Regions from separate parts of the Homo sapiens genome. Here all the other regions are linked to region 4. Evidence: chromatin contacts called from ENCODE Hi-C or POLR2A ChIA-PET data. All regions are on one chromosome and are shown on one strand. Each heading gives the region's core, a stretch centred on a gene start or an enhancer-like site at or near the end of the contact. The rest is flanking DNA. Distances are from core to core; before and after follow the strand shown. Region 1 holds the start of IFRD1 (interferon related developmental regulator 1). Region 2 holds the start of DOCK4 (dedicator of cytokinesis 4). Region 3 holds the start of SMIM30 (small integral membrane protein 30). Region 4 holds the start of NAMPT-AS1 (NAMPT antisense RNA 1).

What was found. A loop is a pair of places that touch in the nucleus more often than their neighbours do. ChIA-PET counts read pairs that join two places held with the same protein, here RNA polymerase II (POLR2A). Pooled maps may share reads with other maps.
Region 1: a map of B cell shows a loop between it and region 4 (17-fold over the local background). The contact joins the promoter of IFRD1 here to the promoter of NAMPT-AS1 in region 4. A Hi-C loop is called at or near these places in 3 of 168 maps with a recorded cell type or tissue (B cell, CD4-positive, alpha-beta T cell and CD8-positive, alpha-beta T cell) and 13 of 50 pooled maps. POLR2A ChIA-PET finds 5 or more read pairs at or near these places in 4 of 52 experiments (CD4-positive, alpha-beta T cell, CD4-positive, alpha-beta memory T cell and activated T-cell).
Region 2: a loop to region 4 is called in a map of ascending aorta, with 9 times the contacts of the local background. The contact joins the promoter of DOCK4 here to the promoter of NAMPT-AS1 in region 4. A Hi-C loop is called at or near these places in 2 of 168 maps with a recorded cell type or tissue (ascending aorta and naive thymus-derived CD4-positive, alpha-beta T cell) and 9 of 50 pooled maps. POLR2A ChIA-PET finds 5 or more read pairs at or near these places in 1 of 52 experiments (CD4-positive, alpha-beta T cell).
Region 3: a loop to region 4 is called in a map of CD8-positive, alpha-beta T cell, with 7 times the contacts of the local background. The contact joins the promoter of SMIM30 here to the promoter of NAMPT-AS1 in region 4. A Hi-C loop is called at or near these places in 2 of 168 maps with a recorded cell type or tissue (CD8-positive, alpha-beta T cell and naive thymus-derived CD4-positive, alpha-beta T cell) and 5 of 50 pooled maps.

What each region holds. Positions count from the first base shown.
Region 1 is chr7:112,449,099-112,451,798 of GRCh38, reverse strand. It overlaps IFRD1 (interferon related developmental regulator 1), which reads right to left and starts at 1,339. Exons shown (of 12, transcript NM_001550.4): 1 at 1,017-1,339. The coding sequence starts at 1,110. LOC128031837 reads right to left here and starts at 1,312. Exons shown (of 1, transcript NM_001414739.1): 1 at 1,154-1,312. The coding sequence starts at 1,312. The coding sequence ends at 1,154. RefSeq lists enhancers at 495-614, 735-784, 1,025-1,314, 614-1,431, 1,432-2,249.
Region 2 is chr7:112,204,995-112,207,694 of GRCh38, reverse strand. DOCK4 (dedicator of cytokinesis 4) reads left to right here and starts at 1,296. Exons shown (of 53, transcript NM_001363540.2): 1 at 1,296-1,593. The coding sequence starts at 1,557. ZNF277 (zinc finger protein 277) reads right to left here and starts at 1,000. Exons shown (of 12, transcript NM_021994.3): 1 at 888-1,000. The coding sequence starts at 978. RefSeq lists an enhancer at 785-904 and a silencer at 1,075-1,424.
Region 3 is chr7:113,117,291-113,119,990 of GRCh38, reverse strand. It overlaps SMIM30 (small integral membrane protein 30), which reads left to right and starts at 1,437. Exons shown (of 3, transcript NM_001352688.2): 1 at 1,437-1,463; 2 at 1,830-1,923; 3 at 2,384-2,700. The coding sequence starts at 2,413. The coding sequence ends at 2,592. The region is part of intron 2 of LOC107986837; the gene reads right to left. RefSeq lists enhancers at 1,038-1,177, 1,072-1,666.
Region 4 is chr7:106,283,966-106,286,665 of GRCh38, reverse strand. NAMPT-AS1 (NAMPT antisense RNA 1) reads right to left here and starts at 1,420. Exons shown (of 1, transcript NR_186647.1): 1 at 340-1,420. NAMPT (nicotinamide phosphoribosyltransferase) reads left to right here and starts at 1,683. Exons shown (of 11, transcript NM_005746.3): 1 at 1,683-1,838. The coding sequence starts at 1,782. RefSeq lists silencers at 1,184-1,723, 1,994-2,353.

The sequences.
Region 1 (2,700 bases), core at 90-2,589, 6.2 Mb before region 4:
ATACTCCAATATTTAACTCCTGTTTAAATTTCTAAATAAAATATTACCCAGGTTATTTAATACTCGATTTGAGTTTATTGGGGTCTCTCCTAGAAGGGCCTTCCAATTCCAATTGGAATCCTTTTTCTTAACCATATAATAAGTAGAAAACCATAAGTTCAGTTAAGCACCTACTCATCCCACCCAGGAAAAGTTTCAACTTCGTAGCGAGGGCACAATAACCTCAACTTTTAGCCAACTGCAACCTAAGCTCCTCACCACCCTGCCTCTCTGGGGCTCACTGCAGAGAACATATAGAATGCAGCACAAAGGAGAACGCGTTTCTTCCCCCCGTGAGCAGGAGGTCGCCTCGGGTGGTCGCAGAGGTGCTAGAGGTTCAGGGCTTCTGCAGGTGCCAGTTAGGGGAAGGAGCACAGCCTAGGGGGGAGAAAGTGGTCCCCCCGCCTCCGACGCCTTCGCCTGGCCAGGTGGACCTGCGAGACGGAAAGCTTCCCCAGCGCCTCTGCGTCACCCCGGGCCCACCGCGCAAGGCCCAGGCCGCGTGACGCAAGAGCCCGTCCAAACCCGCCGGACGTCTGGCATCCCAGGAGCTCCATGTTGGAGCCAGGGTGTCAAAGGCGGCCAGTGACGGCACGGGCTCAACTCCCCGTTCTTCCCCACCCGTGGTCGGGGAGAGATCGGGCGAGATCGCCGCCGAGAAAGGAACTCTGACAATGGTTCCTTTCCCGCCCAGCTCCCGGTCAGCCCCTGTCCCGACACACTCTCAGGCCCAAGGACCCGTTCCTCCCTGCCCCCACGGCCGGTGCCCAAGAGTCCGGTTCGCACGCCAGATCTAAATCGCGCGAGGAGCAGCGCCCAGGGCACGCTGGGAATTGTAGTTCAGTAGCCAAACCACGCACCCTGGAAATGCAAATGTGTACATCAGAGAAAGAACTACAACTCCCACCGTGCCGAAGCATGGAAGACTCGCCAGCCTGGCCGGCAACTGGGATGCCGGCGGCGGGGATACCCCTTACCTGCTGTCGCCGCCGTCGCTGCGGCTGCTCCTGACCCGCCGCCGCCAGCACTGCTACCGCGGTGGGGAGTGTTCCGCTTCTTGTTCTTCGGCATCGTGGGACGCCCGGTGCCGCCCAGAGTCGGAGCTTAGCGAGGATCAGCCGATGGAGCTGCACTTTTTACTCGTGCGTCTGTGCGGCGGGCGGCTGAGAGGCGAGTCTTCGGCTAACAACAGAGTCGAGAAGCGGCGGGGGTAAGAGTGGGCGGTGGCGGCAGCAGAAATCCCCGTGAAGAGCTGTGATCGAAAACGATACATGTTTCTCTCTAGCGCGGGAGCTAAGGCGGGGCAGGGGAGGCCACGACGCCTTAAGTAGCAATACCGCCACCTGACGTCACTCTGTGGGCGGGGCTTGAGCGCTTCCCAACCAATCCCTGCACACCTCCCCACTGGACGCCTCCGTCGGGCGGGGCGCGGATCCTACCTACAAATCCCATGCGGCCAGTCTTCCGTCCGCGCCCAGGGAGCCTGTCTTCGTGGCCTCACTGAATTCTGGGAAACGTAGTAAGGCTGGGGCCGGGGCCTCCTCCCAGCCGTCTCTTCCCAACGGGCTTTTCTGCCCACTTGCTTTTCTCCTGGTGACCCCACCCCTGCCTCGGCGCGCCCCCGCCTTGGAACTGGGTGAGGTAGGCACCGGCGATGCACAGTGGGGCGAGTATGCCCTATGACGAGAGTCGGCTTCCAGCTGGCAGCTATGCAATCACCTTTGCTTCTCTTTCTCCGGAGGCTGGTGTTCTCCTTAACCTTTCCCCTACTTCCCTGCGGCACCTGCCAGGCACGCAGCCTTACCTCTCCTGGGTAACATTTCCATGGTTTTAGTTTTAACTAGTTCCATGAACTACTTAAGCCATCATCAGTACTGTACCTGTAATTGGACCGTGGTTCAGGGTTATGTGCCCCCCATCCCCCCCCCCCCCCAAAAAAAGGGATGCTTTCGTCTACTTAGTTGTGGAGTTCGTGTATATCTCAGATTCTAGACTAGGAATATATGACGATTCAGCGTTGTGGGTTTCTATACAAGAATGTGTCCCTTGACAATACTACCTGCCAGTTCTGAGAATTTCACAGCTGGTAAAACAAACACAAGTTATACAGATCAATAATCGCAGTGCTGCCTTTTTTCTCAAGGCACTCCTAGATCTCTGTCTTCCTTGTTAGGACATTTGTCTAGTATTTAGAGCCTGTTATTAGGTTCATATACTATGCTTATGACAGATCAAAGTCCCTGACTCACCTCAATGTAGGTGAGTCATCCGCCACTCCACCTCTCAGCTGAGCTCTATTCTATTTTCAATTGCCTGTAGCAAATTTCCACCAGAATGTTCCACTTGTGCCTCAACCCAACATCTCTGAAACGAATACTATATTTCCTTCTTCCTGTCTTCCCTTTGTTCACTGTACTATTTATTATCCTCCCATATGTTAAATTCCAAAACTCAAATTCATAGTCTTTTTTCCCTTTGATGCACCACCCCCTCCCCACCCGCAAAGCAATTAGTTTTAAAATAGCACTCTTAAATTCCTGTCCTATTCTGTGATCACATGTGACCTCAGTTCATGCCTGGGCATTTTAAGCGATCTCCCAGTCTTTTCATCCATGTTTCATGCACAGTAATGCTGCCAGATTTATTTGTGTGTTCCCTATT
Region 2 (2,700 bases), core at 47-2,546, 5.9 Mb before region 4:
GACAACTTGTGCTAAATTACACATCAAGACAAAAATGGGGTGGGGGGAATGGGGGAGGGATAGACTAAAGGTAAAAGAGTCCTAAACACAATCCACCTGCAGCTTTCAAAATTTGGTTTTTTATTCCTACAGTGGATCAGAGGACAACCTGAAAGTCAGGTACAGCCAAAGTTGTGATGGTTTTCAAAACTCTTTTCAAATGTTCTTTGAAGCCACGAGTGCAAATTATCTATCACTTTCCTTTTCTTTCTCTAAGGACCCAGAGACTGGGAAGATCTCTCAGGCTCCACATACAAATCTGAAGAACACCCAGAGCAGTTAACCATCTACAGGGAGGTTGTGAGATACACACACTTTCCCTTCAGAGGTCACCTCAGCCACAAACTGGGCAAATCTGTAGAGTGGAGAGCAGTGACCACCAGTCTGCGACTGGAAATACTCCGGAAGCTAAATAAAACACACCTGCGAGGTCAAACCAAGCAAACCAAGGCAGTGTACTGGTGAGGAGAAAGAGCTGCTAATCCCAAAATTATAAACACACGCGCGCGAACCAGATCTGAACCAAACCCACTCAGCAGCTAGCTCAAAGCTGGGAGCTCCAAACCAGAAGACAAACGCTCAGGGAGCTTCCCCGGCGGAGGGGAAGGCCATTCCATGGCATTTTCTCCGCCATCCCATGGCATTTTCTCCGCCATCCCCGGGCAGCCCCAACCAAGTAGCCGCCACCGGCTCCAACCCATCCCGCTGGGCCACCACCCGTGGGGCCCAGTCGAACCCAGGTGGCCCCAGAGCTGAAGGGCTCCTAGGGTCAGACCAGAGGTCCGTTGCACACCCGGTCATAGAGAAAGGAAGACACATCAGCCGCGCCTCCGGGGCACCGTACTCACCCCCATAACCTACACCCCCGACTGTGCTGCAGCTCCCATCACGGTCTTCCTGCATTCGGGCGACAGCCCCCTGGGTCTTGGAAGCAGCCATTACCCGGCAGAAAAGAAAAGGGAGGGCCGCAGGGCGGGTCGGAGGCGGGGTGGCACCAGTAGAAACGCTACTGGAGGCGAACTCCCCGTCGACGTAATGTTTTCTCCACACCTACGCCGCGCTCTGGACCAATAGGACGCAATCAGTAAAACTGAATCCCCGCCCCGAACCACATTTGCCGCGCCCACTTCCGGGATGGGGAGGCCAAGAACTACAATTCCCAGCGTGCTGCGGGGCCCTGGGACGGGAGGGCTGGACTAGGCGCTGGCGGGCGGGGGTGCGCCGGAGAGTGCCCCGGCGTGTTCGCTTAGTTCAGTGAATCAGAACAATGACTGCGCCGCCGGGTACCCGGGAGCGCGTCGGAGGACTGTGAGCAGCCGCCGCCGGGAGAGCTGCGGGCGGCGCAGTGTCAACGCTGGGCTCGGGAGCCTCCAGCGCAGATCCTGCCCAGCGCCCGCAGCCCGCGCGAAGCCGCTGGGCTCCGGCACTGCAGCGCTGCTCGGGGACTGTGCATTGTTGTGAGCCGGAGAAGGGGCGCGGGGATTACAAAGCCTGAAGACCCCGGAGCCCCTTTAGCCATGTGGATACCTACGGAGCACGAGAAATACGGCGTGGGTGAGTCTCCGCGGGGCGAACTTTTATTCTGCTCTGGCCCGAGCGAGTGCGCATTTCTCGTCCTTGCCCCCGCGCCCCTCTCGCTCCGCCCGGTTGAAAATGCCTAATCCTGGCATCGCGCAGCTGGTACGGGGCTTTGCCGAGCCAGCTCCAGGCAGAGGGCTGCGCACCAGGCTCTCGCCCCGCACCGCCTGCTCGGCGCGCCCCGCACTGGTTCCCGAAGCGCCGGGACAGCTTGGGGGAGCGCGCGGCCGGCCCGCTAGCTTCGGGCTCTGCCTGCGGAGTTTGGAGTGGCGACTGGGCGTGTGTGTGTGTGTGTGTGTGTGTGTCAAGTTGGAAGAGGAGGCGAATGGGGTTTCTCTCCTTCCTTACCCTTCTTCCCCAAAGCGACAGGGAGCTGCAACGGTTCCTCTGGGTGGAGAGGGAGACAACAACACTCGGGCAGAGAGAACACCCCCAAAACAGTAGGGAGGCGCAAACCCTTCCCTCTGGCTCGGATCGACATTCCCGGAGTGTGGAATGTGGCAGGGTCCTGGAGAGAGCCGCTCTGACAAGCTGAGCCCTCTCTGACCCTCCTCCCTCTCTGCGATCCCGGATTTATGGGGTGTGTATGTTGCGGGGCGGGGGCATTGGTAAATTTCAACATCTGCGCCGCTCGGTTCTTTGGTCTTTGGAGAAGAACGGGTATTTCAGCAGTGTTTTTACTTCTGGCCACCCTCTCGACCCCGGGTGAGCGCAGTGGGGGCGGTGTGGCGGTACAGGGCTGCTGAGTGATAAATGGGGAGGGGGATCGGAAAGCCTGGTTCTTGGGGGCAGGGAGATAGCTTTTAGGAAAGCATACCCTGACACTGGCGTTCGGAGAAAAAGGAACAGGATAGCTCTCGCTGTTCTGTGTAAAGGTGAACAACAAAGGACATTAATGTTGACTGATGAATACAGGAGTCTCCCTTCCTTTTCCTCCTCCCATTTCAGGCGGGTTACAGTTCCCGTTTTTGTTGTTTGATTTCAGCTGGGTCGCCCCTTGACAGTTACTCCTTTTAGGGTTGAGACTATTAAGAAGCCAGGCTCTCCGACAAGGCTGCAGCCGGCCAAATGCAATTATAACCT
Region 3 (2,700 bases), core at 188-2,687, 6.8 Mb before region 4:
AGTAGTCTCTGCTGACTTCAGCTAACTAAAATAAACACATAAGGAAAAATAAACATGTAGGGAAAAACAAAATGTTCACAGTAGGATATGAGAGAATATTTTGGAAGCTATAAAAATATAACTCCTATTCCAAATATAATTGATTACAAAGGCACGAAAGTAGCTCAAAACAAAGGATGAAATGAACAAAACCTTGTTAAAATAATCAAGGTTAGAGAAACAATGCTGACGTTATTGTGCAGTTATTCTCAGATTTCCAATTTTCTAGTCACCTTGGTTTGGTTTATTTGGCACCTCTCGGTCTCTCATAAGATCTTGTTGGCATATTTATCTAGTCAAATCATTATTATTATTAGGCAACATTACTGAGCACCTGCTGGGTGCCGGTTAGGAGCCAAGAATATAAATCTTTGCTAGAGAGACTAGGAACGTGTAAGAAAAAGGGTAACCGACAACACAAGAATACATGCTAATTATTGGCATTGAACTGAACGTACCTGCATTATCTAACAGACTGAACCAGGGGACTTTCAGACCAGGCAGGTGGCTTCACACCCAACCCTCATCATTAATAATTTATAATGTAAGGATAGCAAATAAATTTTCAAATCAGTAAATATGAAAGAGTTCAGAAGATCAGATGACTAGAAAGGTTCAGTAAGGAGTTCACAATTAGCAGACAATTGAAAGAGCGCCTTTCAGAAAGGTTACGACTTACATATACAAATAACTAATTCTTGTTTTATGATTTAAAAGCAGTATTTTTACATCTTTTCACAAATATGTAGGGACATTTGGGGCTGAGGTTTCACAAAAACATAGGTGGGAAGGAATCACCGCAGTGCACTCCTGAATAGATTGTCACTTTAGGACCTGAATCCTGAGAGATCTTCTGCAACAGGGCTAAACCCATTTTTCCTAAACTTTATTTTGCACTACAAATGTTTTTTAACCTTTTACGATATGTCTTATTAACCGCGCTTTTTCCCCATTGACTAAAAAATTAATAAATGGCATATGTTTCATTAGGAAGATGGTGACAGAGATTTCCTGCTTCAGAAACGTTGGAAGCCACTGGTTTAAAAGCACCCGGAACAGAGGGCTGTACTTGGGTTCTCTCTCCCCGCTGTGTCATTTCAGTCGAAGAAAAAGACAAAATTACATGTGCGCCTTACAGACTCAACAGGGTAGAAAACACTTGCTATCATTTCTTTTATTTTGAAGTGAGCTTTTATATAAACACACGAAACCATCTATTTAATAGTAAAACGTTGGGCAGGGAAAGGAAGTCCCGCGCGTTCGCGACTCTTCGCCTCCGCTAGAGCGTGACCGTCACGCCCTCTGCTACTTATAGGGGGAACGCGCCGGGGCATCATAGGAGTCGGCGGCGGCAGGGATTGTGGGAAATGTAGTTTGGAGACTCCGCCCTCCTCGCCATTCCTGTAATGGCTGCTTCCTAGAAGGTAATGTACGAACTCGTCTCCAAAGGATACTTAGGTTGCACCAGTGTATTTGTAAAACAGGAGCAAATTTGGACCTTGCCGGGCCAAAGTACGAATTCTTTTTCAAATCTTAATATCAAGTCCTGAAATGAAATTATCTCTGTTCTGTTTCTTTTTACCTTTTCTTGTGTGGGTGAACTGACCAACTTTTAAGTCTAGTTCCCTGTTGGACAGACTTTTCTCAACTCATTACCTATCCCCCTACCGTCCATATGGCCTCCACGCTCTGCACTGACTCTAGCTGCCTCTTTAAAATAATAATAGTAATAATAATTAATTTTTAAATCCTTCTCTCCGCCCCCTCCCCACCCCCCATGCTAATAATAGGTCGTGTCACGTGGAACCTCTTAATCTCAGCATCCGGAGCTCCAGGAAGGGAAAATTTCAAGTCAGATAGAATTCTATATATACCATTTCTTTGGTAAGTCTTATTAATTCCCCACAACTTCGCAGAGTTATATGTTGTGTGACTTTTGCCAAATTTGTCTGCATTTCTTGGATGGGAGAGACCCTAAGAAAATGTACAATTTTTACCCACTAGGATATTTTAAGTTTCCAAGTTAGTGGCTCGTGCTTTTTTTCTGTTTGTTCTTAATTATGAACTCCTGTTCAATTTTTGTTTGGTTGATGCACGAGGTGTTGGCATTATCGTGGAAAATTCCTGGGTTTAGAGTGTTATCACGAGATAGGGAGATGAACCTCAAATTACTGTCTTTAACGTCCCTCTGTTTTTCCACCTATAAGATGAGGAGATGGATTGGAAATGATTCATAAAGTATCCAAAAGATTGGCTGGCCTGTTATTTGTCATGTGTTCATTTTGTCATTTGAAAAGGGAGGAATTTTTAATGGTTCCTTTTTGTTTCCATGTTTAATTTCTAGGAACCTTCAGCCCTCAAGATTCCAACATCATGACCTCAGTTTCAACACAGTTGTCCTTAGTCCTCATGTCACTGCTTTTGGTGCTGCCTGTTGTGGAAGCAGTAGAAGCCGGTGATGCAATCGCCCTTTTGTTAGGTGTGGTTCTCAGCATTACAGGCATTTGTGCCTGCTTGGGGGTATATGCACGAAAAAGAAATGGACAGATGTGACTTTGAAAGGCCTACTGAGTCAAACCTCACCCTGAAAACCTTTGCGCTTTAGAGGCTAAACCTGAGATTTGGTGTGTGAAAGGTTCCAAGAATCAGTAAATAAGGGAG
Region 4 (2,700 bases), core at 171-2,670:
GATGGCGTGAACCAGGGAGGCGGAGCTTGCAGTGAGCCGAGATCCAGCCACTGCACTCCAGCCTGGGCGACAGAGCGAGACTCCGTCTCAAAATAGAAATAATAATTTGTTTAAATGCGTTTACAAATAATTTTCCCCGGTAAAACACAGGGAAGATCAACCAATAAATACATAAGCCCTCTTGTTTCAAACCTCGTTGCTGAAAATAATTGTAAGTGTACTAGTATTTACTACATTGGTGAGTGCCTGGTGATACCTTCCACTTCCATGATCTTTGCCCTGTATTGTATCTACGTGTAGATGAGGTGATTGTCAAAAATATATACTGACTTCAAGACATAGTGTTGACTGAGGTTGTCTTTATTAGAAGTCTCAGCCATGCCTCCAGTTTCGAGATGAATCTCAATTCACAAGTTCCACTATGAATCTCAATTCACAAGTTCCACTACCACCACCACCATCACTGCCCCCAGATAGAATGAGACTTCTAATAACTTGAAAGACAAGTCTATAAATATCCTGTAATCGTTTTCACTGTATCACTTTTTCCTGGCTACTTTTATCCGATAAAAACCTCAATTTATTTTTAAGCTATTAAACATGCGGACAAAGGGAATCTTAGTTTTATGCAAAAACGCAACCACGCATGAGAACTGCGCAAGTCTTTCTTGGAATGGTCTGTATTTGGGTGAAGTCATCAGACGTCATTACACTTCTTTATTTTGGGGTTGCCAACTCGTTTCCCAGGATTTAAAGACTATAACGATGATAAAAGTCAGTGTCGCACCCTGTCAAAGGCTTGGCCCGTTGCCTTTTCCTTCCCGGCAATACTCGGTTCAATTAGGTCTTGTCCCCTCATTATCTGTGAGGACTGAATTCCACCCCCGCTTTTCAACGCAGGCTCTTTGCTCGGGAAAAGTCAAACCATCTCTCAAAGGATCAAAGAGCTCAGCCATAGACAGAGCCGCCGGAGGAAAGCGGAGTCGCTGCATCAGATGAAAGGGGCCCCTCAGCCTCACTCCTCACCGCAGCTCCTGGGATCTTAAAGACAGGGTCAGGAGGATCAGGAGGGACAAGAGGGATGGAGGCGAAAGGCTGGATCCTTAATCCAGGCCGGAGACAAAGGTGAGTAACTGCGCGTGGTGGACGGGAAGATGGGCAGTAGGAGGCTCCTCGCCCCCTAGCCGGGTGGCGTGACTTCAGGAGGACCCAGAAAACCGGCCAGGACTGGGTAGGACGGAAGGTCCCAGGCGGGGCGGGCGAACCGGCTCCTCGTGGCACTGGCAAAGCTGGGAACGCCCCCTCCAGGCCCCGCCCTCCCGCGCCCGTGCCGGGAACTCGAACTTAGGTAAGCGCCCGGGTCACGCGCCGGGGCTGCCCCGCTGCCTCCAGCTTCCCAGAGCTGGCGTCTGGGAGGAAGAGCGCGTGCATCACGTCCTCCTCCCCGCCCCGCCTCCGCGCACTGCGCAGCGCGCTGCCGCGCCCCGCCCTTTCTCGGCCCCCGGAGGGTGACGGGGTGAAGGCGGGGGAACCGAGGTGGGGAGTCCGCCAGAGCTCCCAGACTGCGAGCACGCGAGCCGCCGCAGCCGTCACCCGCGCCGCGTCACGGCTCCCGGGCCCGCCCTCCTCTGACCCCTCCCCTCTCTCCGTTTCCCCCTCTCCCCCTCCTCCGCCGACCGAGCAGTGACTTAAGCAACGGAGCGCGGTGAAGCTCATTTTTCTCCTTCCTCGCAGCCGCGCCAGGGAGCTCGCGGCGCGCGGCCCCTGTCCTCCGGCCCGAGATGAATCCTGCGGCAGAAGCCGAGTTCAACATCCTCCTGGCCACCGACTCCTACAAGGTAAAGCTCGGGGCCCGGGCAGATGAGGAGGAGCGGGGCGCGCTGGGGACGAGCGCGCGGCAGGGGGGCGGGGGCGGCTGGGGCTGGGGTTGGGGCTGGGGCTGGGGCTAGGGTCGCGGCGCGGGGAGGCCCGGGGGAGGCGCGGGCGGCGGCGGCTGGGGCAGGTGAGGAGGCGCCGCAGTGGGCAGGAGGTGGCTTGAGGAGGATGGAGGGCTGGGCGGTGGAGGCGGGGCCTGGGGGCGCGCGGCGGCGGCGGCGCGGCGGGGGGCTGAGGCGGGCCCCAGCGGACTCCCGGGCGCCGGTGCTCGGGGCTCGGGGCTCGGGGCTTGGGCGTCGCCGGCGAGCGCATGCCCTTCCCTGAAGCGCGGCCTCTTGGCCTGGAGCTGGGACCAGTTAGGTAACGGCCCCGGGGACCCGCAGTGGAGAGTGAGCGGGGCTTTCCCCCGGGCCAGCCCGGCGCGCTCGCCCCTGGCTGGGCAGGTAAGTCTCCCGGGGCGCGAGGTGGGAGAAGTCCTGGCGCGGGCGCCGGAGCAGCCGCGGTCCTCTGCGGCTCCGGCGCGGAGGACACTCGCCTGGCCCCGGTAGCCGTAGTGGATTCCCCTGTCCCACTCCGCCGGGCTCCGTTTCAAACTCCTTGGCACCTAGTGATTGCTCGTGCTCCTTATCCCTGGGTGTAGAGGCCGCTCTGCTCTTATCTGCTTTAGGGTCATTACAGGATTTCTGTGAAAAGGAAAATGAAACACGAGGATTTAAAGGAACTGTAGTTTTAACCCTAGAGAACATGTGGAGAGGGAAATGGCACAGCGTTGCGTTCACATGCCCATTGAACACTTGTGTGGGTAGCTGCCACATTCAGTTGATA